Linked DNA regions of Homo sapiens: region 2 is linked to region 1. The links are chromatin contacts, found by Hi-C in ENCODE. All regions are on one chromosome and are shown on one strand. Each heading gives the region's core, a stretch centred on a gene start or an enhancer-like site at or near the end of the contact. The rest is flanking DNA. Distances are from core to core; before and after follow the strand shown.

Region 1 (4,440 bases), core at 1,011-3,510:
GTGGGGCCTCTTAGGTGATTCTGACCTTCAGTGGGGCATGGGACCCCCCTAGGCCAGGTGATCTTTGGGGGGTGGGGTGGGAGGAGTTATCTTGACTCTTAACGACCTGCCAATGAGCCAGATGCTGTTTGTTGTTTATGATGCAGTTTCTGTGTTCAGAGGTTTCTGTGGCATGTAATTTTTCTCTGTTTGCCTTCTGAGGGGAGGCACTCGGCCCCTCCCTGCTGCCTTAACAGCTCCAATTAATTGTGTCTCATTTATCAAGCTCCAGCTATGCCCTGTGAGCTAGACAGGGGAGAGGGAAGGTTGTTCACACCCCGGGGTTGTGGTTATAGCTGATTGCACGTCAAGGTTATGTTCCTGGGAAAACCACCCTCCCACCCACTCCCAGGCCAGTGTCTTCTGGGTGTGGGACCTGTGTGGGGGATTGGCGATGGAAAAAGGCTTGGGGAGGAGGAAAGGGGAGATCAGGGGGAGATCCTTGGGGATGGATGGAAAAGGAACCAAACAAACCGGAAGCCACTGATTAAGTAAAGGGATCTAGGGACCTGTGGGTTGTTCTTGATTGCTGGGGTCTGCCCTGGGCTGCTGGTGTCTTGGCCACATGCCATGGAGAGCTAGCAGGAAAAGCCTGCTTTGTTGACTTCTTTTCTTTCCCCTGGGGGTGAGGATGGGGGCAAGGTGGAGACAGAGGAGACAGGTGAGGCCAGAGGGTAGAATGCATGTCTTGATAATAAAATTTACTTCCTGTCAGCCTGCCTGCTGGCTCCCCTGTCCTGCGCGCATCCATTCCTGATTCCTGCAACTAGGTCTGCTGTGGGGGGATGGGCACCCGGGCTGCCTTGGGGATCAGCTGTGACTCACCAGGGAGTTATTCTTATGACCAGGATGTGCCTGACATCTCGCCAAGCAAAGGAGCTGAGCTGTTCCTGCGAGTGCCTGGTGGCCCTCGTACAAGTCATTTCTTGCCAGGGATTTTATCCCCCTACTGGGCTGCCCCTTTTCAGTCTGCTCTTATGAGTAAAAGGGACATCTAATAAAAAAAGCTTTCCTTAAAAAAAAGAAGAGAAAGAAACAAAGTAACAAACAAACAGGTGTTTTACCAGGCTTGCCTTCTAGAGGTTTTCTTTTTTTCTTTTTTTTTTTTTTTTTGAGGTGGAGTCTCGCTCTGTTGCCCAGGCTGGACTGCAGTGGTACAATCTTGGCTCACTGCAAGCTCCGCCTCCCGGGTTCACGCCATTCTCCTGCCTCAGCCTGCCGAGTAGCTGGGACTACAGGCACCCGCCACCACGCCCGGCTAATTTTTTGTATTTTTAGTAGAGACCGGGTTTCACCGTGTTAGCCAGGATGGGAGTTTTTCTTTGTAGAAAAGCCCTTGGATGTTTTGAGGCTTGCCCTTGGTGCTCTTCTCACCTTTCACCTGCCTTGGGATTGGTGAGGAGGTCTCCTGTCCTCTGAGTAGATCGATTTCAGCAAGTTATCTTCAGACCTTTTGCCCACTCTGATCACTGAAAGCTTTGCAACCTACTCAAAGCATTATCTGAGTGTTACCTGCCAGAGGGAGCATTTTGATGTCATCTTTGAGGATGCCCAAGTTGAATATTTGAGGACTTTTTATCCCAGATCCCAGGGGAACATGGGTGATTTTTTTTTTCTAGGTTCCTAGTCCTTTATTGTATTGACATTTGCATAGTTTTCTATCCCCACTCTGGTTCAAGAGTGCAGATGTTTTGGGAGGGGAGGAAACTTTTAGCTGGGATTCCCAGGGCACATGTGTTGTGAGTTTCTGATCTCCAGATGGATCCAGGGGATTGGGCTGGAGAGGAGGAAAAGGGAAGGCTTCAGCGACCGGAGGAGATTCCTTTAGCTGCTTTCTCTTTGTAGCATTCTGGATTAAATAATTTATTTACTTCTATTTCTTATTTGCACTTCTCTGTTAGTGCTTGCCTGGACTTCTCTATCTGGGAATGAGGAGAGACATTTTGGAAGGACACATATTCCTAGGTCCTTTTCTTTAAAGTAAGGTCGCCTTTCAAATGTTTTTCAAAAAGAGTTTGATCCTGGATCAAATTAAATGCAGGTATTTAAAACTCCAAGTAACGTCGTTAAGGATTAGCTGCTTTGTCCTTCTGCCAGCCAAATATGTGGCACAGGTGTTTCTCTTTTCCCTGATGACATCTGAGAGCACCTCAAGGAGTGGGTGGGGAAAGTTCGAGTGTGCTGGGGGGAGGAAGCGAGAGAAGGAGAAAGGAGCTGTGGGTTTTCTGCCGCAGAGCCTTGATGAGAAGACAGCTCGGAGGGCAGGTTGGCCCAGGCTTGAACTGTCATCAGTCTAGGCTTACTCGTGGGTGGGGTGGACTGTGCGGGCTGGAGTCCCAGAAGCTTGATTTCCTTCCACGTGTGCCTCAGACAGCTGAGGTTGAGGAGGCTGGTGGAATAGGCTTCTCTCAGACATCGCTCAGCAAGAGAGGCAGCCTGTGATCCTGGTTTCATGGCATTGTCCTGCTTCTGAGTGTTGGACCACCTCTCAGAATTTTTTTTTTGAGACTGAGTCTTGCTCTGTCGCCCAGATTGGAGTGTGGTAGCTCAACCTTGGCTCACTGCAACCTCTGCCTCCTGAGCTCAAGCGATTCTTCTGCCTCAGCCTCCCGAGTAGCTGGGACTACAGGTGCATGCCACCATGCCTGGCTACTTTTTGTATTTTTAGTAGAGATGGGGTTTCACCGTATTGGCCAGGCGGGTCTTGAACTCCTGACCTCAGGTGATCTGCCCGCCTTGGCCTCCCAAAGTGCTGGGATTACAGTCGTGGGCCACCGAGCCTGACCAGCTCTCAGAATTTTTGTTATTCCTGTCATGACTTTGCTTTCCACAGAGTGGGTGGAATGTATGGTTCAGGTGTTCAAATGCCAGTCCTCAGACAGGTGTCCATCAGCCAACAGTGAAATAAGAAAATAAAAGTAATGTAGTTTTCCATACAGTGAAACAATGGTTCTTTATTCTGAGATGATATGCTTCCTCAGTTTTCAGTGTTAACACATCTTTGAAAAAATGACAATGACTCTAGATAGTGGTCATATTGCCCTGTAAGGTGAGCTGCGTAACAGACAAATCCCAAAGGCTCAGCGTGTGGCTGAGTTGAGGCTCCGGGTTATGAGAAGTTCAGGATGAGTGCTACTGGTTAGCGGAGGTCTTTTCCATGGGGATGCAGCCTCCTTCCGTCTTCGGCTCTGCCCTCCTCTGGGGCTTTGGAGTCCTCTGAATGCGGCCTGCGGATGGGGAAAGAAAAGAGGACTGCATGGGGGCCAGGCCGATAGTGGCCCTGATGACTTCTCTCACATTACACCTGCTGGAACTCAGTCCCAGGCCACACCTTCTGCCCCACAGCCTGGACCAGAGTCTGCGGTGTCCTCAGGAAGCAGAGGAAAGAGATTGAGAGAGTAGCTAGTCCTGTTTTTGTGATGTCCTTACTTGGCAGAATAGAAGTTGCCAACCAGTCCTCTGTTGGCCTTCCTCATTTTTATTTTATCGGTTTACCAAATCTAAAAGTCTGAGAACTAAAATATTTCCTTATTTGAGACCTTTCAAAAATAATTTTGAAAAGCTTCACAATGATACTTCTCTCATTTCTCATTACCAGCTGAAAGTGAATGACAGTACCACCAAGCCAGAAAAAACATAGTTGGAACAGAAGTTTGAAAAGCATGTGATCTTTCTGGCCTATGAATTTTTTTTGAACAAGGGCAATGTTTCCATGCTTTGGTTTAAAATCTTACCAGTGCATGTCATACATAGAGTAAGGATCAGAGTAACCAGAGATTGGTATCATAAAGGATGAAAATAATCAAAGGAATTGGTTATGCCAATGAGAGCCCAAGAAGCTTTTCTACAATCTCTTTACATCCAAAATAGCAGGGGACTCATTTCTTTGTGGGGAAGTTGAGTGTGACAGAATATGCATGAGGTGGGAGGGGAAGAGGCCACCTTGGCCCAAATGCTTTAGATGGCAGAATCTTCATCATTTCTGCTTGACAAAGGAGGAAAGAGTCTTGATTTAGAATGTGTGTGGCCATCACTTATCGTGGGTCCTAATTCCTACATTGATCTCTTTCAGGTTAGTCTGAATGATTCCCACAATCAGATGGTGGTGCACTGGGCTGGAGAGAAAAGCAACGTGATCGTGGCCTTGGCCCGAGATAGCCTGGCATTGGCGAGGCCCAAGAGCAGTGATGTAAGTGTTGTGTTGGCTCTGGGCACACCTTGGTGCCATCAACATGCCCTTTTCTGGTCCACTGGGATTATCATACTGGAAAAAGTAGTGGGTAATTGGAACATGGAATGGATGAATTGTATGACAGGGAAGATAATCTAGAAAATGATATATCCCTTGTTTGCTGAACACAGGGAGGTGCAGTCAGTGTTGCAAACAGATCCATGCAATGT
Region 2 (4,440 bases), core at 1,392-3,891, 1.2 Mb after region 1:
CGCCCGGCCCACTGGTCTGCTTTAAAATTCAAAACCTTGCATTTATTTCTTCTATCCACTCCTGTCATCACTCAGTTGCATGGATGCCTGGAAGGAGCTTGAAGCTCTGGCATGATCTGATCAGAGCCTGCGGATGGGTGGGAGTTTCCAGTACTCGTGCCAGCAGGCTGGTGAGCATATGCATCCGGCTCCTCCTCTGCAAACATGCTGAGTCCTCCCAACCTTGATAACGCTTCAACCCCTTCTGGGAATATCTCCTTGAGTGGTGAATGCTAATAAGTGTCTGATGCTGTCGCCATTTCAGCAGCTCTTAGGAGACTCTGTGGTTTTCTTTCCTTTTTTTTCTTTTCTTTTTTACTTTTTCCCCGTTATCCATCAGCATTTATGCACATCGTGTTTTATGCATTGTGATCCTCTTAGTGCCTTGGATATGTTGTTTGGACCTTCAGTTACACAGTGCCTCACTCCCTGGAGGTCTAATGATGCTCAGGAAAGACAGAGAAAAGAACTGCCTTGCAGCATTTTTGCATCAACACATTGATTCCTACATCCCAGCCATGCCCAAAGTGGTTAAAAAATGAAGTTTTCATTTAGAGCTACGGGTGGTAGTTTAGAACTGTTGGGAAGTTACTAAATAGTCACATTGAGCTTATGTTTCCACTCAGCCTGATAACCAAATAGTTTTTTTATTTTTTATTTTATTTTTATTTTTTGAGACAGAGTCTCATTCTGTTGCCCAGGCTGGAGTGTAGTGGTGCGATCGCTGCTCACTGTAGCTTCCGTCTCCCAGGTTTAAGCGAATCTCCTGCCTCAGCCACCTGAGTAGCTGGGATTATAGGTGCCCACCACCATGCCTGGATAATTTTTGTATTTTTAGTAGAGACGGGGTTTCACCATGTTGGCCAGACTGGTCTTGAACTCCTGACCTCAGGTGGTTTGCCCACCTTGGCCTCCCAAAGCGCTGGGATTACAGGCATGAGCTACTGCGCCCGGCCCCAAATAGTTTTTAATTTCTCGGTAATAAGCCGGCAGGATTTTAACCTTAATGAGGATTTCTTCAGGGCCCTACGTTTCTTTTTCTTTTTTCTTTTTGTTTTTGAGATGAAGACTCGTTCTGTCACCCAGGCTGGAGTGCAACCTCTGCCTCCCGGGTTCAAGCGATTCTCCTGCCTCAGCCTCCTGAGTAGCTTGGATTATAGGCACCTGCCACCATGCCCAGCTAATTTTTGCATTTTTAGTCGAGACAGGGTTTCACCATGTTGGCTAGGCTGGTCTCAAATGCCTGACCTCTGGTGATCCACCTGGTACTCCTAAAGTGCCAGGATTACAGGAGTGAGCCACTGCACCCAACCAATACTACATTTCTAAATCTGTATTTTCAAAGACTTTAGCTAAAGACTAGAATGTGTAAGTTGCACGTGTGTCCGAGCTATGCCCACCCTTTCCTGGGCCGTGTTTAGTACCGCAGCCACATCAGAGCAGAATTGCAGGTGGCTAATGGCCCCTGCCTTCCCATCTGTACAGAATACACGGAGAGCACCCCAGTTCTAGGGCAGGCCGGAGTCTGTTGACAGACATTTCTCCTTATCTTGTTTTCACATCAGCTGCAGCACGATTTCTGTTCAGAGCAAGCGTGGGTGGGGGTTCCTCCCGCCCTGCCCTGTGCTAGCTGTTAAAATAGGAGGGTGGTTTACCGTATTGTTTTTCAAGTAAAGATCAGGCCACCAGGAGTTGGTGACTCCAGTGGGTCACTGGCGGTGTTTGTTCATAGCAAAGAAAAGTCAGCCCAGCTCTTTTGGGGATACATCAGTAATCTACATAGCAGCCATTTGATTTTGAAGATTAGGGTTTGGGGGGGAAGTTTGAAGTTTTGTTTGACTGCTAAGAGGAATTAGATAGCTCTCAAAACATTTTTCAAACTCAAGTAATTGGACTCTCCAAACAACGGGAATGGTGGCATAACAGACCACTAACATTTCAATTGCGCTTTCCAATCGACAAAGTACTTTTACATATGTGATTATTCCCTTTATTACAGAAGAGAAAACTGAAGCTCAGAAATCCCAGCTATTCAGGGGGCTGAGGCATGATAATCGCTTGAACTGGGAGGTGGAGGTTGCAGTGAGCCGAGATCGCAACATTGCACTCCAGCATGGGCTACAAGAGCAAAACTACGTCTCAAATAAATAAATAAATAAAATCCCAGTATATGGTCTGCACACACTACACATTTATACCCACAACTTCAGATTAAAGTGAACATTAATGACCGTACTGAAGCAAATAGAGTTCCAGAGATTTCTAGTGACTGAGGGCGCTAGAATTCGAACCCAGATCCACTGCCTCCCACTTCTGGATCCTTTTTCCTCCACCATCCTCCCTCACACTTGTTTCCATCTTCTTGTCCAATGTGAATTGTTTATTTGCTGCTTCAGCATACAGCACCTCAGTACCTTGATAGTCAGGACTTAGGTTGGGCAGGATAGCCACATTAAATAAGCAAGGATTGAGTCATTGCGTTGCACCATAGATACATGGGTTTACAGCAACTTAGAATAAAGAAAAGAGGAAGCAGCTGCTGTGCTGGGAGCTTCATAGACCTGACACTGTCCAAGGGGGAGTATATTTATATACCTCCTCATTTAATTCTCAAACAGCCTCCGGAAACACATTCTCTCATTTTCATCTGACAGTTAAGAGCACTGGGGCGTGGCGATGTAAGGAAACTTGCCGAAAGTTGCATAACGAGTCAGTGATGGAGCCTGCATTTGAACCTAGATTTGTCTCATTCCAAAGCCAGCCCTGTCCAACCCGCACATTCTCTCAGTGAGGAAACCAGGGTGGTGGAATGACTGCTCTGGCAAATTAAGGGCAGAGCTGGGCTCAGCCACGTAGTCTCAGTGTTCTTGCCAGTATACCTGGCAGATCTCTTCTCTTAGAGTTGGAATTCTCCTCTGTCGTATTAGATGAAAAGTTGTCAACATTGCAGATGACCTCCTCTCCCCCTACCCATACCCCCATAGTCACGCCAAATTTTTGTTGCAATTCACACCAGGCATGGATTTCTATCTTCTGTTGCTCCCCACCTTCCAAAATCTTCCATGCCCCTCATCTAGGCTCTGGCAAAAGTTGTTCCCAAGTAACACTATGTGACCATTTGAATTTTACATTTTCTCCCCACCTTGCAACAAGGCAGGAGAGAATGGCTTTGGAACTATAGAAAATTAGGATGGTATAAGGCTAAAGAAGAGCAAGAAGATGGATGCATTATGTAATGAAAACTGCACTCACAGTATGGGAGAGCCTGGGGCATATGTTTGGTAAGGCAGGTGCCAGCTGTGAGGATACTAGAAACCAGGTGTGGGAGCATCCTGGGTGCCGTGTGTGGAGGCTCACTGAGTTGCTACAATGGTCAGAACCTAAAGCTAGTTCCCTAACTCCCAATGATCCCACAGCCCCCACATTCCATCCACCCGACACCCAGCACTCCCCATGCCTCTGGAAATCTATTTGCTTCAGTACGGTCATTAATGTTCACTTTAATCTGAAGTTGTGGTTATAAATGTGTAGTGTGTGCAGACCATATACTGGGATTTTATTTATTTATTTATTTGAGATGGAGTTTTGCTCTTGTAGCCCATGCTGGAGTGCAATGTTGCGATCTCGGCTCGCTGCAACATCCACCTCCCAGTTCAAGCGATTATCGTGCCTCAGCCCCCTGAATAGCTGGGGCTGCAGGTGCCCAGCACCACACCCAGCTAATTTTCGTATTTTTAGTAGAGACGGGGTTTCTCCATGTTGGCCAGGCTGGTCTCGAACTCCTGACCTCAGGTGATCCACCTGCCTTGGCCTCCCGAAGTGCTGGGATTCCAGGCGTGAGCCACTGCGCCCGGATTGGGATTATTTTTAAATCTTTTCGCCCCTGATGGAGGAGGGGCATGGGAGGGAACTGGTATCTATTAGGTGCCTGCTGTACCTAGGTTATTTTATTTAATCCTCATGGCAACACTCAGTGTCTTACAGATGGAAAAATGTGATCTTCATCTTAGAGAACTCACAACTCAGAGGAGTGTGGCACGTGGAGTCACCGAATTGAGTTTGAATCTTAGGAAGCTGCTATGTGTTCTTGGCATTTCCTGCAACCTCTATGCTATCTCTTCTTCTGTGAAATGCCTGTGGATAATATTATCCACCTTCCAAAATTATTGTGAGAAACACATCAGATGACTGATTTTTCTTTTTAAATCTTTCTTTCTTTCTTTCTCTTTCTTTCTTTCTCTTTCTTTCTTTCTTTCTTTCTTTCTTTCTTTCTTTCTTTCTTTTCTTTCTTTCCTTTCTTTTTTTTTTGAAACAAGGTCTCCCTCTGCCACCAGGCTGTAGTGCAGTGGTGCAATCTCTGGTTACTGCAACCTCCGCCTCCAGGGCTCAAGCGATCCTCCC

What was found. A loop is a pair of places that touch in the nucleus more often than their neighbours do. Pooled maps may share reads with other maps.
Region 2: a pooled map shows a loop between it and region 1 (5-fold over the local background). The contact joins two enhancer-like sites. A Hi-C loop is called at or near these places in 5 of 50 pooled maps.

What each region holds. Positions count from the first base shown.
Region 1 is chr11:121,465,896-121,470,335 of GRCh38, forward strand. SORL1 (sortilin related receptor 1) reads left to right here. Exons shown (of 48, transcript NM_003105.6): 2 at 4,112-4,228. Among named protein-coding and RNA genes, the nearest start is that of SORL1-AS1, 15 kb to the left of the region's middle. RefSeq lists enhancers at 1-1,072, 636-705, 2,121-2,170, 2,551-2,600. Within about 2 kb of position 2,261, at least 13 of the 41 ENCODE cell types and tissues checked have a DNase peak (open chromatin) inside an H3K27ac peak, as active enhancers do.
Region 2 is chr11:122,695,255-122,699,694 of GRCh38, forward strand. All of the region lies in intron 1 of UBASH3B (ubiquitin associated and SH3 domain containing B), which reads left to right. Among named protein-coding and RNA genes, the nearest start is that of UBASH3B, 42 kb to the left of the region's middle. Within about 2 kb of position 2,642, at least 8 of the 41 ENCODE cell types and tissues checked have a DNase peak (open chromatin) inside an H3K27ac peak, as active enhancers do.